Linked DNA regions of Mus musculus: region 2 is linked to region 1. Evidence: chromatin loops called from intact Hi-C (ENCODE). Cell type or tissue: heart. All regions are shown on one strand.

Region 1 (4,000 bases):
TCCAGCCTGGGAGGGTATAGATGCTCACCCATGCCGTTCCTGCCAGCTCTCTGTCTCCCTTGCCCCTGGGGTTGAGCTTCCCTGAGGACTAGTGGAATGAAGAAGAAGCATTCAAACACAGTTGGTGAGGCGACACATTATGCTAATTCTGGCTCAACCTGGGTTGATTGGAGGCTAATTTCAAGAGCATCCAAAGCAAGGCAGACAGCAAAATAGTGCTTCCTCAAGCCCCATCCCAGGTTCCCCTGCCTCAGCATGGCTGCCCTTTCTGTGGGCCTTACAGCAACCCTCACAGTAACCTTTTCTATAAAGACCTTTTTAGACGCCGTGTTTAACGTAAGTCTAACTGGGATCACACTTATCTCTAAACATGACACACCCTTGGACTTAAGTCCACAAGCACAGCCTTCGTCACCGTTCTTCTCCTGGAGTCAGACAATGCACTTGAGCAACTGAGACAAGATATTGAGATGGTCACCTGTCTGTGTCAAATGTCACTCAGCTGTCAGGAGGAGACCATCTAATCTGAGGTGGTTCATATAGCCTCACAAGAGTGATGCTAGCAGGAGCCTCAGGAGTCCTGTGAAAAGAGATTTATTTAAAATGACTCCACCCGTTAGCTGACCCCACATGCCTATGCTTCCAGGGAGTTTTGTTGATCTACTCTCAAGCTAAGACTGGCTTGTGGAACAGTTGGCTTACTGTAGAAATTTGTCTCAGGGCAGTCTTTCCTAGGCTGACGTGCAGAGTAGCTTATGCACATTAGTTATGGCTTGTTATGGGTAGTAACAAACGGGCGTGGCATTATGAGTTCAAAGGGAAATACAACTGAATAAACTGGGAGCAGTGAGGTTAAAAAAGAGGAGATAAATTGTGTACTGAAGAAATAGTGCACAGGTGTGTGTGTATGTGTGTATGTGTATGTGTATGTGTGTGTGTGTGTATGTGTGTGGGTGTGTGTATGTGCATGTGTGTGTGTGTGTGTGTGTGTATGTGTATGTGTGTGTGTGTGTATGTACATGTGCGTGTGTGTGTGTGTGTGTATGTGTGTGCATGCGTGTGTTCACACACGTGTGCTTCTGTGGAGGCCGGTCAGCTTCTGATATTGTTCTATCCACTTGGTTCTTTGGAGCCAGGATCTTTCATTGGCCTGGAATTTACCAAATAGGTGTGGCAGGCTGGGCAGTGAGCCCCAGGGATCTACCTGTTTCTGCCTCCTCGGTACCAAGACGGTAAGATTGACATTACAGCTGAATTTTCATCGGGTGGGTTCTGGGGATCAAACTCAGGTCTTTGTGCTTAGCCAGCAAGCACCTCACCACCCAACCCATCTCCCCAGCCCTCACTGGAGTGTGCCACACTTTCTCAATCATTGGGACCCGGAACTTCTTCCGTGCACAGAGCGAGCCATAAGATAGAACTCTGAAAAACAAGCTGAGAGTCAGGGCCACATGAGGACTGCCCTTCATATGTGATGTCAGAGAATCCTGGCTGCCCTTTCCCTGGGGACTAATGGTCTGGAATGTGGGCCATATCTAATCCTCTCAAAGGCTCAGAGACCGCAAGTCCTGCCCTAGGAGTGGTTCTTCACCTTGTTTTGAGTCTTCTCTTTGTCCTGCAAGATCTCCTGCAGGGCAGCTGCTGACAGCATTTAATTGCCTTCAGTTATGACGTCCCAATGTCCAAGCCCCGCTGCCTCCCAACCCCACAAATAGTGACCATCCATATCGATTCAATTTGTAACGCTATTCTAGTGTTCAAGACGTCCATATAAGGCTGTGTACAAGCAAATGCTGCCCCTCCCTAGTCCCGGGCATCTCCATCCTGTAGCTTCGTGGGCAGCCTCAGCCCTGTGTGGCCCAGCAGAGACTCATTGTCTCTGAGTCATTGCCTCTTCCTGTTTGTTTTCCCCTCTCCTCCCAGCTAATGGCATTACCAGCCCCATTCAACCTCCAAAGTTAGAAAATCTGAGTACTTTTTTATTTCTTCCTTTTCCTTGATAACCTGTGAGCTGATAAATCCTCCTGACCCTATGTCTGAAGTACATGGCAACCACATCTCTCTTTCACTCGTGTGAACATTGCCCTAGTTCAAAGGTCTTTCTGTTGTTCTTGTTGTGGAGGTGGTGGTGATGGTGGTGGTGGTGGTGGTGTGTGTGGAGGTGGGGGCAGATAGAAGACAATCACAGGATGCTATCTACTATTTGTTGCTTGTTTTTGTTTTTGTTTTGAGACGGTCTCTCTCACTGACTTCACTGCCTGAGTCTCAGTTCAGGTAGACTGGTTGACCAGCAAGCCCTGGCAATGTGCCCATATCTACCTCCCTAGCACTAATGTTATAAGCACCATTCCACTATACCCAGCTGTCTTAAGGGGGTTCTGTGTATTACTCACAGAATCTTAGACTTGCACAACAAGCCCTTAACTGAGTCCCCTCAGGGCCTGGCTCCTCTTTGTTGTAGATGAACTATATAGTCTCTTTGCTCTGATTTCTTTCCTCATCTTATAACTCCTGCTATGGCTTAAAAACTCTCATTTAGGGGAGAGCATGCTGGATGTGTCCTCTTTGATTGCATCCTTGGCTAAGACCTTTAGTATTTGTGATATATTTCTTTTCCCATATATATTTACTGAGTATATTTATTTTTCTTTGTTATTTTATTAAGACTTATTTATTTGTTAGGTATACAATTTTCTGCCTACATGTATGCCTGTGCATCAGGAGAGGACACCAGATCTCATTGCAGATGGTCATGAGTCACCATATGGTTGCTGGGGATTGATCTCAAGACCCCTGGAAAAACTACCAGTGTTCTTACCCTCCTCTTTAGCTTAGTATATGTCTAAGACCATCTCTTAGACCAAGTATATGCCTAAGAGTTCCTTCTTCATGGATCTTGCCAGTGTTTCACATGCATCATGGTTTAATCATGTAGTAGCATTTTAGTCTCATGCTTGTTTCTGTGACAAAATACAGCTCAGGGTGAGAAAGGGCATCCTTACTCAACTTATAATTCCAGGTCATATTGTGGAGAAGCCACAGTGTCAAGAACTCAGGAAAGTTAGAGACACTTTATCATCAAAGAGAAATAAATGTATGCTAGCCTGCCTGCTTGCTTGCTTGCTTGCTTTTTCCTTTCTTATAGAGTTTATGACCCTGCGACTAGGGAATAGTACTGCCCACACTGGGCTAGGTGTTCTCACGTCAATTAACTTAATACAATCCCTCACAGTCATGCCCACAGGCCAACTCAATGTGAATAATCTGTCATGGAAACTCTCTTCCCATATGGTTATGAATGGTGTCTGACCCATGATTAAAATTTAACCATCACAAAAACAAGTACAGAAAGAGAGGTGGATAACTCAGAATTGCCCTTGAGTTGCCCTGGTAAGGGAGTGTCGTTGTGAGTCCACTCTTGGTGAACCTGGAGTCTTACTGGCTCTGTTCTGAATGAGTGTGCGGTAACGATGTGGTGTCTGCCTTCTGTACTCCCCAGTAGGGAGGGAGTTCTTGCTTCCCAGCATGCTTAAGGTATCAAAATTCGAAGGAACTGGGTTAGCTATTTGCTCACTTTTATGTCTGACTAATTTCTATGAATGAGAGGATGTTCAGATTGCACAACCGTATTCAAATGCCCTTTTCTCAAGTCAGACAAATTGGGTTGTCAGCCCTACCTGGCAGGGGGAGTACAGTTTCCAAGCACATTAGAGCTTTGTAGAGAACAAGGAAACGGCTGATAAAAGAGCAAACGATGCCCATTTGGCCCGTTAAGAGTCCTGTCTCCAGTCTTACTTTCCTTCCCCTTGGGCCTTCTGTCTCTGAAGCTCAGAACCTGGTTCTCTGTCCTCTTCTGATAACTCACCCACCTCCACACACAATCCCCATGTCGCTGGTCTCCCTCCTCCGTGGCCCATGCCCATGTCTGGCCTATAGCATCCCAGAGACTGTAGTACTTACCCCACTAGCCCAGCTCCATGTATCCCCTTCAAAGAGTCTG
Region 2 (4,000 bases), 84 kb after region 1:
CCTCCCTCCGCAGAGATTAAACAGATCGGAAACAAGGGCTTGTGGACAACAGGTGTGGCTCAGTGAGAGTAAATGTTCTCTTCTGATACTGCAGTTGGCATCCAAGTGCATTTCCTGCCTGTGGAGCCAGCTTCAGGAGCATGGGAGAATGCCTCCGAGCCAGGGCATGCTCTGTGCTCTCCCTTTAAGGCCAAAGGCATCATCAGCTCAAGGAGCAGGCGTCCTCTAGGGGCAGGGGTCCAGGTGGGGATAATGCCTGGATCTTGCAGCTCCAGTCTGCTGACTGGTTAGGCTCTGCGAGGGTGCTAAGGGGCTCCATCATCCCTCATTAACTTGGCTAGATGAACTTGGTAAGCGAAGCTAGCATCATGGAGTGAACCTGTCTTTCTCACATCTTGAAATCAAGAGCTCAGACCATGAGGGCACAGAGAGGCAACTGCAGGAAGTTCCCCAGTTCTAAGACCACTGAATAAAATTCCCAAGGACAAAGAGAAGAACTTTTACCTATTGAAAAGTTCTCTCTCTCTCTCTCACTCTCTTGCTCTCTCTCTCTAAAGGGATTTGCTTGCCTGGTGAGACTTTCTGACCTCCTCAATTGCTCCAGTCCACCTTCCCTCACAACCCAGAGACTCTTACATGCCTGCACTTGGTGCTGCTACACTCAACATACAGAAGAGGGAGGACTCTAAAAGACAATCACAGATACTTACAAAAGAACTCAAGCTCTCAGGATCTGTGGCTGCTTTCAGGAGTCCTATAGCTGTGGCATCTCTTTGTTACATGATCACACCTGCCCATGAGGGCTGTTGGGAAATGTAGTCCAGTCGTGTGCCCATCTTCTCCACCCCCACCCCCACCCCTACCCCAAACCCCACAAACTACAACACTGCTTTTAGAAAGCACTGGGGATCTCTTCCTCACACTATGTTCATAATTGCTCATTGAGACAGTGAAGGGAAGGAACAAATTGGTGATTGTTCCAAAAATAAATCTACCAATCTCTTTTGATATTATGTTATCAGAAACCCATAGGAACTGTTGGATTTGTGTGAGATATTAAGAGGCATGTTGGGAAGACACACCCCTTTCTCTGTCATTTCCAACACCTGATTTGAATACTAATACATCCGCTCTGGGAGGCCAATCCCAGCAATGAGAAGGCCTCCAGAGTTTCCGTAGCACAGCAGTCCTTCATATCCTACCCATGCAACAGCTCTGGGAAACGGAACATGCCCAGATGTTTGCTTCTAAAAATCATTCAGAAAGCCAGGCTGCTGGGGGTCTTAGGTCTTCGAATGACCCTTGCCACACTTCTGCGTGGGTACGTCTGTTTCACCCGGATGTCCCCAGATTGCATGTCACTTCTGTCCAGCCTTTCCTGTTTCCACTTGCTCTAGAGACAGTTAGGAGCTCCCAGGGTATCCTGTAGTCTCCACTGCTGGGGGGCTCCAACACTCAGCTTTCCAAGTGACTCAGGACAGCCTCCTCCTGCCTAGCCAGGACACAGAAATACCATGGAGGTGCATGTACCACAGATGCACATGGTCTCTGCCTGCTGCTGATGGCCTACTTAGTCGCTGTCCCTTGGTCACATGGCCACATCTGCCTGTGGGGGCTATTGGGAAATGTAGTCCAGTTGTGGGCCCAGGAAGGAAGGAGTAGTGATTTGGGCAACAGCTATTGGTGTTCCCTTCCTCCTGTAAACCCCCTGTTTATGGAGGACCTGTTGTGAACCTTTCATTGTCCTAGGACTAAGGATGCAGCTGTTATGAACACATCCATTGTCCTTCTTTCTACAGTTAGAGGCCAGGGGAGGAAAAGAAGCAGTGTTAATGGCTAGCTGTAGAATTAATTACAATTTCAGTGCTTCCTGCAGTGGAGACTACAGGATACCCTGGGAGCTCCTAACTGTCTCTAGAGCAAGTGGAAACAGGAAAGGCTTCTGGACAGAAGTGACATGCAATCTGGGGACATCCGGGTGAGACAGATGTACCCAGGCAGAAGTGTGGCAGGGGCCATTCGAAGACCTAAGACCAACAAATGGAAAATCCTTGGGAAGAAAAGTTTAAACCTTAGATCTCCATGCTGGTGTTAGACATACATGGCTGAGCCACGGAGTCTTGTAAAGAGGCAGGGGATGTGCCCTGGCTGAGACCGAAGCAGTGTCTATGGACTGAGACTGTGGCTGGGTAGCCAGGAACAGAAAAGGCAACCACTGACCGACCACTTCAGAATTAAACTGGACATCACATAGTGAGCCGTGCTTGGGAAAAGTCTCTACTTCATAAAGCCACTGTAAGGAGGCTACCTCAGACATCCAGGACAGAGATGGTGTGGTGGGGACTGACTGAGGGGCTGGCAAGTAACAATGGGAAAGTAGGAAGATGAGTGACTATCTTATTGAGGCGAGGCCAAAATGGCACCCAGGGATGCAGACTTGCAGCTGACTCATGGAGAGGGGAGGGGAGGGGAGGGAAGAGCAGGGGTTGGGGAGAGAACACGCTTGGACAGCACAGGCTCTTCTGTTTCCTCTGTGGGCCTGGTCCCTTCTTGACTTCAAGCCTGTTTAATAAAAACTGGCTCTTTAAGAAAGACAAAGGTTCCATGGAAGTCAGCTCCCCTTTCAGCCCGCACTGCCATGAACCCTCATCACTATGCACGAGGCAGCTGTACACCTGATGTCCACAGCAGGCAGTTCTAGCAGTGGGGGGAGGCACAAGATAAATCACTCATAGCAAATTACTAATTAATCACACTCTTCACTTCAATGACATATACCATCTTGCTTAAGATGTGTCTGCTTATAATCTTGCATTCTATTCTACCAATTCAAAAGCCAGGAAAACCTGCCATAGATTCCCAATGGAGGGCAAATCTTCCTTCTTTTCCTTTGAGAGCTAAGAACTCAAGGGCTATTATTCTAGTAGCTGGAGAGAAATGACGGAAAGAGGGGGTGATGTTGTGTTTAATCAAGTCTCTCTGTGTAGCCCAGGCTATCCTTAAATCAAGCCCCTGACTACAATTGCAAGTGTGCAGTAGTACCCCATCCAGCTGTTGGTCTGTTGGTATTGTCTTTTAATCTCAAAAAACATTGTAGGCAGCTTACAATATGTAGAACAAGGCATTCCTCATGGAGAAGATACAAAAATCACTTTTGAGAATGCCTTTGCCTGGGCATGCTCGTAACACCTCTTTGCGTCTCCAAATCAGGATGCCATCATCTTAAGGGGCGGTAGACAAGAGTCATAAAACACTCAGCTGCCCAATCTGTCACTGGTTAGTAAATCAGCAGGGCAGAGCCCACGTGAGGAGTCACGATTTCTAGTGGTCCCTGATGATGCTTATTTAGAATGAATAGGTCTATAAGATAAAATACAAATGCTTATTTAAAAAAAGAGTGCCTTTGTCTCACATGACAAAATGGGCCCCATCGTCTGGCTGCCAAGGCTGTGCTGTGTTTCGGCTGATCTCTGTCTGGGCAAGTTGAATGCCCGTGTAGAGTCCTTCCAGAAACAGAGTCTGTGCTTTTTACAATGAGTGGGTTCTGCTTCTTCATTTTGTCTGCGTATACAGGCAGACGTGTCCAATCTATTGGCACATATCGCGGCGTCAAAACAAAATAAAATGAAACTCGGAATGGATGAAGCGGCAGAACAGTATATGTTCTGGAGTCTGAACGCACATCCCATTTACCACATTACATTATTTGAAAGAAGTTACCACTGCAGAGGGCCAATGACAACGACAATAACAATATAACAACAACAAAAATAGAAGTGTTCCGAGCACTTGTGTACAAATGATTCTGCTTTACTGGTCTCTAATCACATAAATCTACAAAGACCAGTGTATAGCTGATTTATTTGCTTCTTAGTGTATGGTAGGCATAAATGTTCATCAACTCAATCCCCACACTTAGCCTAAGAAATGGGAGTACGGTTGCCCTGATTGGATAAAGAAGAGCAAGGCAGGCCAGGAATCTTGCAGGGCTTCCACAGGG

What was found. A loop is a pair of places that touch in the nucleus more often than their neighbours do. Peaks named below come from ENCODE experiments on the same cell type or tissue, not always from the same donor. Only the 100,000 strongest peaks of a DNase experiment are listed, where the experiment ranks them.
Region 2: a loop joins it to region 1, with 4 times the contacts of the local background. A loop is called at or near these places in 4 of 42 quality-filtered maps.

Annotation. Positions count from the first base shown.
Region 1 is chr8:118,348,514-118,352,513 of GRCm38, forward strand. The region is part of intron 1 of Cdh13 (cadherin 13); the gene reads left to right. Among named protein-coding and RNA genes, the nearest start is that of Gm51555, 17 kb to the left of the region's middle. In heart, no CTCF peak of the experiment used is centred here; a DNase peak (open chromatin) is centred at 1,858; H3K27ac peaks cover 923 bases.
Region 2 is chr8:118,432,118-118,436,117 of GRCm38, forward strand. The region is part of intron 1 of Cdh13 (cadherin 13); the gene reads left to right. Among named protein-coding and RNA genes, the nearest start is that of Gm24035, 7.5 kb to the left of the region's middle. In heart, no CTCF peak of the experiment used is centred here; DNase peaks (open chromatin) are centred at 124, 1,654 and 1,934.